2 separate regions of the Homo sapiens genome follow, and region 2 is linked to region 1. The links are chromatin loops, found by intact Hi-C in ENCODE. Cell type or tissue: mucosa of descending colon. All regions are shown on one strand. Links, peaks and the distances in the headings refer to the core of each region. The heading gives the core; the rest is flanking DNA.

The links. A loop is a pair of places that touch in the nucleus more often than their neighbours do. Peaks named below come from ENCODE experiments on the same cell type or tissue, not always from the same donor. Only the 100,000 strongest peaks of a DNase experiment are listed, where the experiment ranks them.
Region 2: a loop joins it to region 1, with 2.6 times the contacts of the local background. A loop is called at or near these places in 28 of 110 quality-filtered maps.

What each region holds. Positions count from the first base shown.
Region 1 is chr17:17,503,096-17,511,416 of GRCh38, reverse strand. It overlaps PEMT (phosphatidylethanolamine N-methyltransferase), which reads left to right. Exons shown (of 7, transcript NM_148172.3): 5 at 1,872-1,983; 6 at 5,116-5,190; 7 at 5,569-5,854. The coding sequence ends at 5,626. Among named protein-coding and RNA genes, the nearest start is that of RASD1, 11 kb to the right of the region's middle. RefSeq lists an enhancer at 7,073-8,045. In mucosa of descending colon, for the core only: no CTCF peak of the experiment used is centred there; DNase peaks (open chromatin) are centred at 4,426 and 4,836.
Region 2 is chr17:17,625,048-17,633,368 of GRCh38, reverse strand. No RefSeq gene overlaps it. Among named protein-coding and RNA genes, the nearest start is that of PEMT, 38 kb to the right of the region's middle. RefSeq lists enhancers at 4,586-4,745, 5,839-6,744, 6,745-7,650. In mucosa of descending colon, for the core only: no CTCF peak of the experiment used is centred there; a DNase peak (open chromatin) is centred at 4,618.

The sequences.
Region 1 (8,321 bases), core at 237-8,236:
GAAGTGGCATCTGTGGGTGCAGCATTCTGGATCGCCCATGGCCAGGCCTCTCTGGGACTGTGGGGGGCACCCACAGGCAGTTCAGTGCTTCCTGCTCAGGCAGACGCTGTAGGGAGTTTGGTCCAGGAAGGGGGACAGCAGCCAGGAGCGTCTGGATCTGCCAGGTGGGGGCAGGTGCGGGCAGGTAGGAAAGAGAAAAAAGCCTTGGTGCAAGGAGAGGGAGGTTGAGGGCAGAGTAGCTGGCAGCTGGAGGTGGGGGGCAGCTGGACTGGCCGCACAGGTGCTGTCGGTTGGGACAGGGCAGGAGGATGAGCCGAGGCCTTGAAGGCCATCCAAGGGGCTGAGGCTCCATCCCCAGAGAGGTGGGAGCCATAGGGGGGGTCCCAGCAAGGAAGAGGTTGGACCGATGGAGCCAGGATCAGAGGTGGGGCTCAGGAGGAGCTGTGGAGGGGCCCTTCCAGGATGTGAGGGCGGTGAGGGCCCCATGGGAAGGGGGACTCCGGGCTGTGCAATCAGGTCCTGTGGGAGACCAGCGGCGGGGGCCCTCCAGTGGCCAGTGCTCGGGTGGATCTGGACAGGGAGGGCTGCAGAGGCAGCGTAAGGAGAGCCAGGATGGTGGGTGGAGCCCCTCAGCAGTGGAAGAACAAGCTGGGGGTCCTGGACAGTCAGAGGGAGGGAAGGAGCCTGCAAACACCAGTGGCCACAGCCTCCTGGCGGCCCTGCCAGCAGACATGGCCTAGAAACACCGAGGACCAGCAGCGCGGTATGTAGGCAAAGGTGGTCACTTCCTGCTGTGACTCAGCTCGAATTGGGTTTCTGTGCCATCTACGCACACCCTGTGCCCCACTTCCTGCTTCCTGGGAAGAAAGAACTTTCCAGTGGTCCTGGGCCCTGCCCCGTGTCCCCAGATGGTGATGAAGCTCCTGGACCCCTCCTGCCCATGCTGCCCATTGTCGGGCAGCTGCCCTACTTTCCGCCTTGGATGAAGCTCCATTGTCCTCTGGGAGGAGAGACAAATGAGGGGTTTCTGGGGACAGAAGGCTGGGAGGAACGAAGCCACACCCTTTATGGAGCGGTTACTCTGTGTCCAGTGGGACTGTCCTCTGTGGGCCTGGGACAGACACTGTGACTGTGACCCCGGCCACTCCCTTATGGCTCAGAGCAGCTCTGCCGGGGGACGCCTTGTGGCTGTGCGGCTGACGGGTGCATGGCTGGCCTGTCTGGAACAGGCTGTTCAATAGTCACCCTCTCTCCACTGGGTCTAGCTCCTCTGGGCAGCTGAGTGAGAAAACAATACCAGAGCTGACCTCCCAGAGCAACGGGAGGCGTGCTGTGGCCAGGCCCTGGTGCCAGAGCCACACAGCCTGGGGTGTGGAGCAGAGCAGCCCTTAGCAACCAGCTGAGGCCCCTAGAGGGAGAGGAACTCACCAGAGCGAGGAAGAGTGGGAGGTAGGACAGGAAGAGGAAGGGTCTGCATAAAGAGGCGCCATGAGCAGAGGGCGAAGGGCCTGAGGAGGAAAGGCGCTCTCTGTACAGAGAGCAGGGAAAGGCATCGCAGGGGAGGGAACAGCGTGTGCAGAGCCAGGAAGAAGAGGAAGGCCAGCATGGCTGGGTCAGAGTGCTCGAGAAGAGGAGCAGTGGGGCAGGGGCGGTGCTCAGCACCTTAGTCCTTAGGCCCCACGCCCTCTGCTGTCTGCGTGCCTGTTGGGTCCCTCTGACTCTGCCCATTGTTGAACTCTCTGAAGTCTCCTGGAGGGCAGGGCCCTGTCTCACCTGCAGGTCTCGCCACAGCCCGCTCTGGGGCCTCCCTCAGTGATGGTGTGGCCAGGGCTGATGAATAGCCGAGGGACCCTGCCTTGCCTCATCCACAGGTGATTACTTCGGGATCCTCAAGGAGGCGAGAGTGACCGTGTTCCCCTTCAACATCCTGGACAACCCCATGTACTGGGGAAGCACAGCCAACTACCTGGGCTGGGCCATCATGTGAGTACCAGGCTTGCCACCCCTCTGCCCTGCTGGCCACCTCCCGGAGAGGAGCTGGTGCAGCTCAGGACGCGGGGGCCAGGGCCCCTGGAGAGAGAGAAAGGAAGAACGTGTCATTTGTGGGGGCCTAGGCGCCCTGGTTCTCCCTTTCTCAGAAGCGTCTTATCTATGGTAACAGAAACAACATCCCAGAACAGGGTGGTCAGCTTCTCCAAAGAGGGCTGGAGTGTGGAGGCTCAAAGGCTGCAGGCAGGTCACAGCTGCTCAGCCCTGGTCCTGCCACACAAAACAGCTGCAGACGCAGGAAAATGGATGCGCGTCTTTGGCGCCAGCACAGCTCCACTTACAGACACTGAAGCCTAAATTTCAGATTCTTTTCACGTGTCATGAAACATTCTTTTTGATCCTTTTGCTTTTAACCGTTTAAAAATGTAACAGGCGTTCTTGGCCCCTAGGCCGTAGTTTGCGGACCCTTGTGCGGGGACATCAGGGCTGGGACCACCCGACCCATCTTCCCCGCAGGAGGGGTTGGCCAGAGCCGCCAGGGCCCAGCTCACCCGCAGCTGACAGAACTCCCTGTGCCCCAATAGCCTCTGCCCATGTGGCAGATACCCCTTCCCACAGAGGGGGCCCCGTGCCATGAGGGAAGCCTAGAACTGCTGTCGGCCTCAGCCAGGTACGGGTACTGACAAGGTATGGAGATGTGCTCCCCCGGCGGGTCAGAGGACCTGCGGTCAAGGATGGCACAGCGGGCGCTGCCCTCGGCTTCATACCCAGCCCCCACCCCAGCAGTTCTAGTTTAGCCATTTTCTTCCATAGAAGGTTTTTTGGCAGACAGTGTTCCACTGCTTTTGTTTAACACTTGAAAACCACTGGCCTAGAATTTACAGGTTCTCCACAAGACCTGAGGATCCCAAAGGAGTGAATCGTAAACAGTGAATGTCAAGCGCAAGATGTTGCCTCCTGGCTCCCACCTTCAGCAGTTGGGACCGTAGCAGCGGGGGTTGGAGACAGCAGAAGCTAGAAGGGGGGCTGTGGGTCTGGCTGGGACCCACCCTACCCCCACCCCACGTCCAGGCCAGGCAGTCCCCAGGGACACGTCCTACCTGCCTTCTAGCCTGGTCCCTCTGCCTGCTAAGGCCCAGACTATGTGCCCCCAGGCTCACCGGCCATGGAGCACCCCCACTGGGGCCACAGGATGAGCCCAAACTCAAAACAATCCCCCCCACCCAGGTCGTCCCTGCAGGCTTAGGGTTCCCAACACACCTGGCTCCCCCCTCTCCTCTGTGTGCACAAACACATGCATGTATGCACTCACACACTGTTCCCTCGCCTAGAACCCTCCCACTTATGCCCCTTGTCAGTCCTTCCAAACCCAACGTCAAGTGTTCCCTCCTGCACGAATCCCTCCCTAACCCCCCAACCTTCGGTGCCTCCCCAGTGGCTTAGTGTCCCCAGCAGTGTCTTGTGCCCTGGAGTGAGAGTCACCCTTGGGCTCGGGGCAGCCAGGCCAGGGCTCTGGGGGACGCATAAGCCGCCTCCAGAGGACATCAGCCATGCAGCGTGCTGAGAGATGGCATCAATGGTCCAGGAGCTCATTAGAGATGAGCCATTATCTGGCCAGACGCTGACACAGCGGGGACCCCCACAGGCCTCCCACGGCCCATCTGTCTCTCACCTGCCAGGGCCCCGGAGATGGGCTTCCAGGTGTCTGAGCTCCCCGGCATGTAGGACCCCAGCAGGCTGTGTGGCAGTGAGCCCGATGCCAGGGGACAGATGGCAGAGGTGGTGGCCTGGCTGTGAGGGACAGGTGGGCCTCCTGCTTCGTGTTGTGCAATCAGGGACTCCTGTCCCCCTCGGCGCCCACAGTGGGGTCGCTGCTGGTTGCCAGGCCTGGGGTTGGAGCCTGGGCTTGGATCTTTGCTTACGTCTGCCCTGCCTCCTGCAGCTCCCAGACAGGCAGACCAGTGTGAGGTCCAGGGGTGGAAGGCAGTGGGCAGGGCAGAGGGTCCCCACGGGGTCCACAGGTGTCCTCCAGCCCTCACCTCGATCCAGCCCTGCCTGAGGTTCTTGTGATGGTTTGGCTGGGGAGGGGGCAGCTTGGCACAGGGGCAGCCAAGGAGGGCACAGCCCCTGGCCCAGGCCTGCCCATGCGCCCTCTGTGCCCGCCAGACAGCTCCTTTCCTCCCTCTCCTTCCTCTCTTCCTCCCTCCCTCCCTCCTCCCTGGCAGCAGCCCAGCACCTGCGGGAGCTGTGGGATCAGAGGTAACTATAGAAATAGATTGGGGGACAGCTTGACGGCAGCTATTTCTGGAAACCCAAAGCAGCTGCGCCCGGGCTCCTTGGTGCCGTCACTGACGAGCTGCCGCTGCTTACTGGTGTGGCGGGGTCAGGAGCTGGTCACCAGCAAAGAGCCCCTGGCGATGCTCCATCCGGCCTTGGGCCTGCTGTATGCTCTGCCTGGGGCCTCCCGTCCTCTGGGCTGGGGTGACCGGGGGCTCCTGGGCGTGGGGCTGCTGTCCCACCACCTGGGAGAGCCCAAGCTGGGCTAGGTGTTGAGGGCTGGGCGGGGCGGCAGCTCCTAAGCCCCCTTCCCCACAGCCAGATCCTCCCAGGGCGTGGCCATGGGGTTGCACCTGTGGCCAGGGGCTGGGGACTCAGGGTGGACCAAACTGGCTTTGGGGGACCCTGGACTCATTTCTAGAAAACAGCCTTTGTTCCTCAGAGCATGGTTTCTGGGAGACGGGAGCACTTTGCCCCAGAATCTCCTCCTGTGCGGGAATGAACAGCCCTAGCCACTGGGACTCTTCCGCCTGGGGCTGCGTTCCCAGCTCTGGGCTGGCGGCTGGAGACCCGGAAAGAGTGAGCAGGCCCCACCCTGAGGGAACCCAGCCAGGCCAGACAGGCAGACAATGATGATAAATGGATCAGGACCGAGAACATGGGGACCCTGGTCCTGGCACAAAAGCCAGACTCAGGAAGGGGCAGTGCTGCCTGGGCTCGGTCGGCCCAAGTGGCCCAGCGTCGGCCGGAGGGCCAGGGTCACGGCAGGAAGGGCCAGCCTGGGCAGGTGGGCCGTGGCCCTGAGAGACCCTGGCTCCAGCCAGGCCTGACCTGCCTCTGTCCTTTCAGGCACGCCAGCCCCACGGGCCTGCTCCTGACGGTGCTGGTGGCCCTCACCTACATAGTGGCTCTCCTATACGAAGAGTGAGTAGGGGCTGCGGCGGGTGGGGGCGTGGCTGCCCGACTGGCCCTGTCTCTCCCTCTAGAACCTTTCCTTGTGGCCAGGGCAGGCTCAGGACAGGCTGCCGTCAGCCAGGCCCACTCCAGGGCTCCCAGGTCAGAGCGGCCATGGTAGCTTACAATGCGGCCTGCAGGACCCAGCAGGCAGCCGGCCCCTCTCCCCTCCCCTCTCCCGCCTGCGCTCTGAAGGCTCCAAGTCAGTGTTGCCCCAGTGGCTCTGGGGGATGAAGGGGATCCCGGTCCCATCTGGACACCCTCAAGCTGATGGACGCAGAGCTCTGGTGCGGGCAGTGGGTCACCCCCAGGACCTGCTGACCGAAGCCTCTCCCCGCTGCCCGGCAGGCCCTTCACCGCTGAGATCTACCGGCAGAAAGCCTCCGGGTCCCACAAGAGGAGCTGATTGAGCTGCAACAGCTTTGCTGAAGGCCTGGCCAGCCTCCTGGCCTGCCCCAAGTGGCAGGCCCTGCGCAGGGCGAGAATGGTGCCTGCTGCTCAGGGCTCGCCCCCGGCGTGGGCTGCCCCAGTGCCTTGGAACCTGCTGCCTTGGGGACCCTGGACGTGCCGACATATGGCCATTGAGCTCCAACCCACACATTCCCATTCACCAATAAAGGCACCCTGACCCCAACATCTGCTCCAGCCTCTGTCTGTCTGTGTGGGGAAGGAGCAGGCCTGGGGCACGAATATCAGGTCAAATAGCTCCCGAGCAAGGCTGGCTCCAGCCTTTCTGTCTTGAAATCTCAGAGCTGAGGGGTGGGCACCTCTCTCCAGGCCTCCCAGTAAGGTACTTAGGAGGCGTCAGGGGCTCACCTGGCCATGGCCATGGTTTCATCTCCAGGAGACTTGGTGTCTTGTGTCACCTGCTCCCACCCCTGCCCCAGCACACCCAAGACAGCCCCTCTGCTGCCTCTTCCCTTGGAGGATCCAGCCCCGTGTCCGTCAGCATGAGGGTGGAGAGGTGTGGGCATGTTGTCCTTGGCCACCCCAGTCTAGCTGGGCAGATGACACTGTCATTCCTAAATGAATGGCCTTGTGCTGACCAGCAGCTGGACACATGCTGGGCACCCTATGTGTCTGTATGGGGGTGAGGGGTGGGCCCTGCAAGGGTAAGCCTCATCTGGGGGAGGCAGGGCACAGTGACCAGGAGTGTAGGCTCAGCCATTGCCACTGGGACTCCTGAGGTGGACAGAGGGGACACCCTCCCCCTCTCCTCCTGGCATCCATGCCGCCACTTCCTGTTTTCATCCCAGTTCTGCTGCTGGTGGCAGGGTCACCCCTCAGCCCCCAGGACTCCAGGCCCCCTGACTGGGGCAGGTCGAGGACTTCTATGCTTGGTGGGCTTTGGGGTGATTCTCCCCGGGGTGCTAGAGGCCCTCAGCCCTTCAGCTTTGGTCAACATTATCCCTCAGGGTCTCTCTGTGAGCCCCGAAGGCCAGTCAGGGGCTCCCGGAGGCCGTGTGGGGATTAGGGTTCTGCGGGGAGAGGCCTCCACCTGTTCCAGCCCCTCTCCTCTTCCACCTGTGACCTCAGGCAGATCACCGCCCTCCTCCAGCTCCAGGGGTCCTCAGTCAAGCTCAGAGACAGTGGCCGAGGGCCGGCTTTCCCTTGACCTCCCGTTACTTTCGCTCAGGGCTGCAAAGCCACGGCCTGAATGGATATTTACAAAGCGCCCTCAATCCAGGATCTTCGTGCTCACACCGCCAAGATGGGGTCCCGGGCCGCATTCCTGAGCCTTCCAGGCAAGCCTGGCCCTCTCCTTGGAGGGCTGGAGGCGGGTGCAAGGAGACTCACCCCCCAGCACAGGAGTCCCCAGGCCAGAGCTGTCAGAAGCCACAGGGCTTCCGAGGAGTGAACCTGACCCTTTCATCACACGGCCTCTTGTCCCACTTCCTTGGCCCCCAGGGCACATGGTGGAGGCAGGGCTGCCAGCCCTGAACTCCTCTTGCCCCAGCCCCAGCCCCAGCCCCCTCGCCCCTGGACCTGGGCAGGTTCCCCAACTTCCCACTCTGCATATGGAGGTAGAGTGGATGATGGTGCCAGGGTTGCTGGGCAAGGCTGACCCTCACCTGTGTCTTCGCTATCCCAGGTGCCCAGTTGACCGGGCCCCACAGCCCAGGCAGGTGGCCTTCAGGGTCTGGGCCACAGAGCCTCTCCATCCCTCAGCTGTGCTGGCTCCTTCTCTCTCTGGGCCTCCTTCCCTGTCTCCCCAGCCAGGATGCTCGGCCTGGGATCCGGGCCATGGGTGGGAGGTGCCAGAAAGTCTCAGCCTGAGCACTGCTCATGTTCCTAGGCAGTTCCCTGCTCCCCACCTCCACTCCCCATCAGTCCCAGCCCCCACTGGGGGGCTTTATTTTTAGGTACCACTTACTCAGCACCCAGCTGTGTGTGCAGCCGGAGGAAGCCTGGTTCCCTGGCAACCGGCCTGGCTCAGTCCAGTGGGCCCCTCCCCTCAGGGCTCCCACCTCCTGCCCACTCCCCACTCACCCCTGCGCTTCACCCTCACACCACCCCCCCTGCCAAATGCAAATGGGGTCAGGACACCCCCTCAACCCCCTGTTGTCCTCAGAAGGAAGTCTTGGCCCATTAACCCTGGGGCCCAGGACTTATTCTCTCCCCAGAGCCTGTCCCACCGCGGCCTCCTTCCCTCCATCTGGGCTCCTGCGATGTCTTCAGGTCTCAGATCACCTCCGCTTATTCCTGCGTCTACTCTCGCCATTCCCTCCACCTGGACACCCCTATCCATCTATCCGTCCATCCATCTATCCGTCCATCCGTCCATCCATCCATCCAACAATATTGAGTTAGTCCTTCTATGACACAGGCAGGGGACTCACTCAGCTATGAGCATGGTTTTCATGCCCTGCCCTCAGGGGCACGCCACCCCTTGGGACAAGCCACTGCAGGATGGGGACAGGGCGGGATGTTTTCCTCTCATCGCTGCCATGATCGATCTGCGTCCTCAGGCTCTGCAGAATCATTCTCGCTGGTGAGGTGAGTTTTGAAGTCAGATCTGGGTGTGAGCAGGTGTCAGGAGGTGAGGCAGTGGGGTGGGTGAGGAGCCTTCCCGCCCAAGGGAACAGCATGTGCCACGGCTG
Region 2 (8,321 bases), core at 91-8,090, 120 kb before region 1:
CTGTTAGGGCCCTTCAGGGACCCAGGCAGGTCAAAGCGATGACGGGTCATAGGAAACTCGAAGGGGCCTGGCTGGAGCACCTCGTGCCAAAGAGCTGTCCTTTCACTTCTTCCTTGGGTGTTGGTGCAGGGGCTAAGTCCTGGCATGTTGCTATCACAGTGAGGCGTGAAGCTGGCTGGGCTTCTGGGTCGGGTGGGGACTTGGAGAACTTTTCTGTCTAGCTAAAGGATTGTAAATGCACCAATCAGCGCTCTGTGCCTAGCTAAAGGTTTGTAAACACACCAATCGGCACTCTGTAAAAACACACCAATGAGTGCTCTGTGTCTAGCTAACCAGGTGGGGACTTGGAGAACTTTCCTGTCTAAAGGATTGTAAATGTACCAATCAGTGCTCTGTGTCTAGCTAAAGGTTTGTAAACACACCAATCAGCACTCTGTAAAAATGCACCAATCAGCACACTGTAAAAATGCACTAATCAGCACTCTGTAAAATGGACCAATCAGCACTCTGTAAAATGGACCAATCAGCGTGCTGTAAAATGGACCAATCAGCAGGATGTGGGTGGGGCCAAATAAGGGAATAAAAGCTGGCCACCCGAGCCAGCAACGAAGATGCTCCCTGGTTCTGTTTTTTTGCTTTTGATGATGAATTTTGCTGCTGCTCAGTGTTTAGGTCCGCACTACCTTTTTGAGCTGTAACACTCACGACAAAGGTCTGTGGTTTCATTCCTGAAGCCAACAAGACCATGAACCCACTGCGAGGTAGGAACAACTCCGGACGTGCCATTTTTAAGAGCTGTAACACTCCAGTGGCAAAACTCTGCAGCTTCACTTCTGAAACCAGCAAGATCAGGAACCCACGGGGAGGAACAAAGAACTCCAGACGTGCCATCTTTAAGAGCTGTAACACTTAACTGCAAGGGTCTGCAGCTTCCCTCCTGAAGCCAGGGAGACCATGAATGCACGGGGAGGAACAAACAACACTGCACGTGCCACCTTTAAGCCATAACACCCACTGAGAAGGTCTGCGGCTTCACTCCTGAAGTCAGCAAGACCACGAACCCAGCAGCAGGCAGCAATTCTGGACACATCCAAACATCTGGAAGAACAAACTCTGGACACACCATTTTTAAGAACTGTGATACTCATGGGGAGGGTCCGTGGCTTCATTCTTGAAATCAGCAAGACCAAGAACCCACCGGAAGGAACCAATTCCAGACCCAACAGGTCCATGTGAGACAGTGCTCGTTTTATTTAATTGTAATGTGTTCTCCTGTATGTACTTCCTCCAGCCCTCTTCTCCTCTTCCTCCCCTGCCAAGGTTGCCGCCTTCTTTTTTCCTGAGATGGAGTCTTGCTGTGTCGCCCAGGCTGGAGTGTAGTGGTGAAATCTCAGATCACTGCAACCTCTGCTTCCCGAGTTCAAGTGATGCTCCTGCCTCAGCCTTCCCAGTAGCTGAGATTACAGGCATGCACCACCACACCTGGCAAAATTTTTTTTTTTAAGCTGGAGTCTTGCTCTGTCCTCCAGGCTGGAGTGCAGTGGCGTGACGTCGGCTCACTGCAAACTCCACCTCCCAGGTTCATGCCATTCTCATGCGTCAGACTCCTGAGTAGCTGGGACTACAGGTGCCCGCCACCACACCCAGCTAATTTTTTGTATTTTTAGTAGAGATGAGGTTTCTCCACGTTGATCAGGCTGGTCCGGAACTCCCAACCTCAGGTGATCTGCCTGCCTTTTGGCCTCCCAAAGTGCTGGGATTACAGGTGTGAGCCACCGCCCCCTGTTGTAATTTGTGTAGTTTTAGTAGAGACGGGGGTCTCACTGTGTTGGCCAGGCTGGTCTTGAACTTGTGACCTTGTGATCCACTTGTCTTGGTCTCCCAAAGTGCTGAGATAAAGGTGTGAGCCACTGTACCCAGCCCAAGGCTGCCTCTTAATGAGGCTGATATTTGTTCTTTAGCTGTGTGTCGAGCCTTACACAAGCACACATGTGGCTGCGTGGCTGTGGGCCAGTGTTATTCTGCAGCTCATGCTGTTTCTCATGACTCTGAGCATCATGATCTATCCCTGGAGCTGTGAGCACCCCGAATTCACTGCTTCTCACTGGCCTATGGAACCCCAAAAGGGGCACCCATCACATTCTCATTTACGTGGTGATGGGAATCTAGGTGGGCTCACAGCCTAGGGGGAAGGATGGTTTGGCTAAAGCCTGGTGATGGCTTACACGGTGGAACAGAAGGTGGACCCCGCCTCACATGATTGCGAATGTGGGTACTCAACCTGTATCAAGAGTAAAAAGGCAACCCACAGAATGGGAGAACATGTCTGTAAATTATGTCTTATAAGGGTCAGATATCCAGAATATATAAAGAACTCTTACAACTCAACAAAACGATAAACAACCCAATTCAAAAAGGGTCAAAGGACTTGAATATACATTTCTTCAGTAATACGTACAAGTGACTAACAAGTACATGAAAAGATGCTCACCACCATTAGTCATGAAGGAAATGTAAGGCCGGGGTTGGTGGCTCACACCTGTAATCCCAGCACTTTAGGAGGCCCAGGCGGGTGGATCACCTCAGATCAGGAGTTTGAGACAAGCCTGGCCAACATGGTGAAACCCCGTCTCTACTAAAAATACAAAAAGTTGCCAGGCATGGTGGTGTGCGCATGTAATCCCAGCTACTCGGGAGGCTGAGGCAGGAGAACTGCTTGAACCTGGGAGGTGGAGGTTGCAGTGAGCTGAGATTCACCAACTACACTCCAACCTGGGTGACAGTGAGACTGTCTCAAAAAAAAAAAAAAGGAAATGTAAGTCAAAGCCACACTAATATACCACTTTGTGCCCACTAGGATGGCTACAATAAAAGTAAAACGGAAAATGAGGAGTGTGGATGAGAATGTGGAGAAGAGGTTTTGGCTGGGCATAGTAGCTCATGCCTGTAATCCCAGCACTTTGGGAGGCCCAGGTGGGCAGATTACTTGAGCCCAGGAGTTTGAGACCAGCCTGGGCAACATGGCAAAACCCAGTCTCTACTAAAAATACAAAAATTACCTGGGCATGGTGGCTCACGCCTGTGGCCCCAGCTACTTGAGAGGCTGAGGTAGGAGAATCGCTGGAACCAGGGAAGTGAAGGTTGCAGTGAGCCGAGATTGTGCCACTGCACTCCAGCCTGGGCGACAGAATAAGACTCCATCTAAAAAAAAGAGAAAAAAAAAGAAAACAAGTAGTCAAACAAATAACCACAAATGGTATAGCAGCACTATTCACAATCGCCAAAAGATGGCGGAGCCCAAATACCTATCAACAGATGAATGGCTAAATAAAGCATGGTATAGCCACATAATGGAATATTATTCAGCCATATAAAGGAATAAAGTACTGGCACATGCTACAAAAAACATGTTAAGTAAAAAAAAAAAAAAAAAAAAACCAGGCTGTCAGGCGCGGTGGCTCACGCCTGTAATCTCAGCACTTTGGGAGGCCGAGGGGGAGTGGATCACCTGAGGTCAGGAGTTCAAGACCAGCCAGGCCAACATGGTGAAACTGCGTCTCTACTAAAAATGCAAAAATTTAGCAGGGTGTGGTGGTGCATGCCTGTAATCCCAGCTACTCTGGAGGCTGAGGCAGGAGAATCACTTGAACCCAGGAGGCAGAGGTTGCAGTGAGCCGAGATCGCGCCATTGCACTCCAGCCCGGGCAACAAGAGTGAAACTCTGTCTCAAAAAAAAAAAAAAAAAAAAAAAAAGCCAGGCACAAAAGGTCACTATGTTGTATGACTCCATTTATGTGAAATATGTGGAATAGGTAAGTCTATAGAGACAGAAAGCCAGTTGCTGGTTGCCAAGGAATTGGGGAAGAGGGGAATGCAAAGTGAAGAGATTGCTTAAGAAGGATGGGGTTTCTTTTTGGGATGATGAAGATGTTTTGGAAGAAGGTAGAGGTAATGATTGCATAACGTCGTGAATATACTAAATGCCACTAAACTATACACTTTAAAATGGTTAATCTGGCTGGGCACCGTGGCTGACACCTGTAATCCCAGCACTTTGGGAGGCTGAGGCAGGTAGATCGCTTGAGCCCAGGAGTTCCAGACCAGCTGAGACATCATAGCAAGACCCTGTCTGTACAGAAAATCAAAAAATTAGCTGGGCATGGTGGTGCAACGCCTGTAGACCCAGGTGCTCAGGAGGCTGAGGCTGGAGGATTGCTTGAGCCCAGGAGTTCGACCACTGCACTCCAGCCTGGGTGACAGAGCAAGATCCTGTCTCAAAAAAAAAAAAACAACAAAAAAAACCAGTTAATCTTATTTTATGTAAATGTCACAAACCAAACAACCAACAAAGAATTCATACCTAGCACATTCAAAGAACTCCTGCAGACCAACAAGGAACAAGCAGGAAACACAACAGAAAAATGGCAAAATATATGAGTGAGCAGGGTACAGAGGGGACCTGAGCTGGCTGGTGAGTGTGTGAGAGGATAACCAGAGACATCCAAACCAAAACTCCCACTGGGGCTTCCTTTCTTCCATCGGTCTGGGGCCACCTGGCATGGACGACAACGGCCATTGTGAATGGGGAACATGGGGAAAACAGGCATCACTGCCCGCCTCCCGCCGTGCACCATGCCGCCACCTGCCCCCGGGCAAAAGAGAAAGCGAAAGAAGCAGTAATGATGAGGTGTGGACAGTTTTACTTTGGGCTGAGGGAAATATGGCTGTTTATTATTCTTTCCATCTTTCTGCATTTTAAGATTTTTCTTTTCTTTTCTTTTTTTTTTTTTTGACGGAGTCTTGCTCTGTCGCCCAGGCTGGAGGGCAATGGCGGGATCTTGGCTCACTGCAATCTCTGCCTCCTGGGTTCAAGAGATTCTCCTGCCTCAGCGATCCTCCCGAGTAGCTGGGACTACAGGCACGTGCTACCACGCCTGGCTAATTTTTGTATTGTTTTTTTTTTTTAGTAGAGACGGGGTTTCACCATAATGGCCAGGCTGGTCTTGAACTCCTGACCTCATGATCCGCCTGCCTCTGCCTCCCAAAGTGCTGGGATTACAGGTGTGAGCCACCGCGCCCGGCCAGATTTTTTTCTTTTAAAGAAGAACAGGCCAGGCACAGTGACTCACACTTATAATCCCAGCATTTTGGGAGGCCGAGATGGGAGGATCACTTGAGGCTAAGAGTTCAAGACCAGCCTGGGCATCATAGTGAGACTCCATATCTACAAAAGATTTTTTAAAAATTAGCCAGGTGAGGCCAGGTGTGATGGCTCACAACTGTAATCCCAGCACTTTGGGAGGCTGAGGCGGGTGGATCACGAGGTCAGGAGTTCGAGACCAGCCTGGCCAATATGGTGAAACCCTGTTTCTACTAAAAGTAAAAAAATTAGCTGGGCGTGGTGGCGCACGTCTGTAGTCCCAGCTACTTGGGAGGCTGAGGCAGAAGAATCACTTGAACCTGGGAGTTGGAGGTTGCAGTGAGCCAAGATTGTGCCACTGCATTCCAGGCTGGGCGACAGAGTGAGACTCCATCTCAAAACAAACAAAAAATTAGCCAGGTGAGGCCAGGCATGGTGGCTCATGCCTGTAATCCCAGCATTTTGGGAGGCCGCAGCAGGCAGATCACCTGAGGTCAGGAGTTCGAGACCAGCCTGGCCAACATGGCGAAACCCTGTCTCTACTAAAAATACAAAAAAATTAGCCAGACGTGGTGGCGGGTGCCTGTAATCCCAGCTACTTGGGAGGCTGAGGCAGGAGAATCACTTGAACCCGGGAAGTGGAGGTTGTAGTGAGCCGGGACATCATGCCATTGCACTCCAGCCTGGGCAACAGAGCAAGATTCCGTCTCAAAAAATAATAACAATAATAATATTATAATAATTAGCCAGGTGCGGTGGTCACATCTGCAGCCCTAGCTACTTGAGAGGCTAAGGTAGGAGTATCTCTTGAGCCTATGAGTTGGAGGCTACAGTGAGCCATGATTGCACCACTGCACTCCAGCTTAGGAGACAGAACGAGACCTTGTCTCAAAAAAAAAAAAAAGAACAACAAAAGAGTCAGTTAGACTTTCTGGCTCAGGATGAGCATTTAGGGGACCGTGGAAGCGGTTAGGATTCCAGGTGTGCCTGTGTGTGCTCAGTTATTCAGTGCATTGAGTGAGGGCTCTGGCCTGGGCATGGTGCAAGAGTCAGAGCTTTCAGCATGAGAGAAGCTGACGCTGGTGAGAGCATCCCAGCCCTTGTTCCTGGACGGGGGTGGGGGTGAGAACAGGGCTTACTGCAGGGACCCAAGCCAGGATGTGCGGGGGGCGGGCTCAGCAGGGAGGAGCCTGAGGAAGGGACCCCAGGGCCCAGCAAAGACCAAGGCTGGGAGGGCAGGAACAGTGGGGACTTTTCAGAGAACAGCAACTGCCACGCCGCCGCCAGCTTCTCCGGCAATGCCCTGGGACTGTAGTGGGATTATCATTTATAACTGACAGATGAGGAGACTGAGACCCAGACTCACAGAGTTAAAGGGACAAAACCAAAGACATGCGTTACCTGGCAGCCACCGGCTGGGTGAGGTCCTCTCCCTGTCCGGACCTCAGTTTCCCCATTTGCACCACAGGGGACCTGGACTGGATTCCTGGGGTCCTTTCAACTCCAAGGCTGCCCAGCTCACCCAGCTCAATGCGTTACACCTGCGAGGGGACCACGATCTGGCTTGGGTGGGGCCTTTCCTCCCGGGAGCACAGGCAGTTGCAGGGGAACTTCCCAGCTCCCGAAGCCTCCTCGCAGCCAAATGGGAAGTTGTTTCCCATGTCTAAATACCCAGTAGATGTGTCACTCTTGAGGGTTCACCCGTACCCCAGCCCTGACTGGCAATCCCCCGAATGGGGCATCCCTGTCCAATAGGACTCCCAGCCCCCGCCCGATCCCAGGATGAGAGGCGAAACTTGAGGCAGCCCACAGCATTGCTGCCATTGATTTGGGAGAACAAAAGATCTGAGGCTCTGGCGGTGGAAATGCAGGCAGAGTGCAAGATCACCTGCAGGGCCTCTCTGCCCTGCCGGAGTGGCCTTCAAATCATCACAGCGGGTGGCTTGGCAAAGGCGGGTGAGGGAGGTGGTGCGAGGCCTACGGAAGTGCTGGGGCCTCTGTGAAGCTGGGTGCTCCAGGCTTCCTGTCCTGTCTGAGAGAACCGGGAGGATGGCTCCTCTGCCTCCTGCAGCCCTCAAATCCCTGTTTCCTCATCTGCGCCAGAAAAGCACCATGGGGTAAGCCAGAGTGAAGAGGGAGGCAGGGCAGGGGTGGCACTGCCTCCCACCATCAAAGGCCACCTGCTTGGCGGCTGGACTTCTCTGGGTGATGAAAATATGACTGTTTATTATTATATCCTTTTTTTTTTTTTGCATTTTAGATATTGTTCTTAAAAAAAAAAGGAATAAAAGAATCAGTGAGACATGGTGGCCTAGGATGGGTATTTAGAGAAGGATTTGAAACCTGATTAGGGCCAGTGCAGTGGCTCACACCTGTAATCCCAGCACTTTGGGAGGCTGAGGCAGGTGGATCACCTGAGGTCAGGAGTTTGAGACCAGCCTGGCTAACATGATGAAACCCCGTCTACTAAAAATACAAAAAATTAGCCGGATGTTGTGGCAAGTGCCTGTAATCCCAGCTACTCGGGAGGCTGAGGCAGGAGAATCACTTGAACCCGGGAAGTGGAGGTTGCACTGAGCTGAGATCATCGCGCCATTGCACTCCAGCCTGGGCAACAAGAGTGGAAACTCCATCTCAAAAAAAAAAAGAAAAAAAATGAAACTTTGTTTGGAGTGTGTATGTGTGTGTGTGTGTGTGTGAATATGTGAGTGGGTGTAAGTTTCTCCCCTCATCTCCCTAAGGATGGGCCAGGGACTCTATACATGCCCCTCTGTCCCTTCCAGCAGCCCTGAGAGGTCAGCCTTCTAGTTCCCACTTAGCAGAGGAAAAAGCAGAGGCTGAGAGAGGTAAAGTGACTTGCCCAAAGTCCTACAGTCAGCCAGCCAGTGGCACCGCTGAGATTCAAACCCAGGTCCGGGGCTCTTGAGACCTGCTCCGTGGAGCTGCTGGAGAGAGGTCCTGTTTGCACAATCCCAGAGGGAGTCGTGCCCACTGCCGATGCCTGGTGTGTAGTGCACTGCCCCTGGGGACCAAGGTGGCAGCCCTAGAAGGCCTGTCCACTGGCCCCAAGGCCAAATAAAGTAGGGTGGTCTGCCTGGCCTAAGAGGAGCCAGGCCTTTCCCATGTGCATGACAGGGGAGGCGGCAGTGAGGGGAGGGTGGTGGCCTTAATCCTGGAGAGA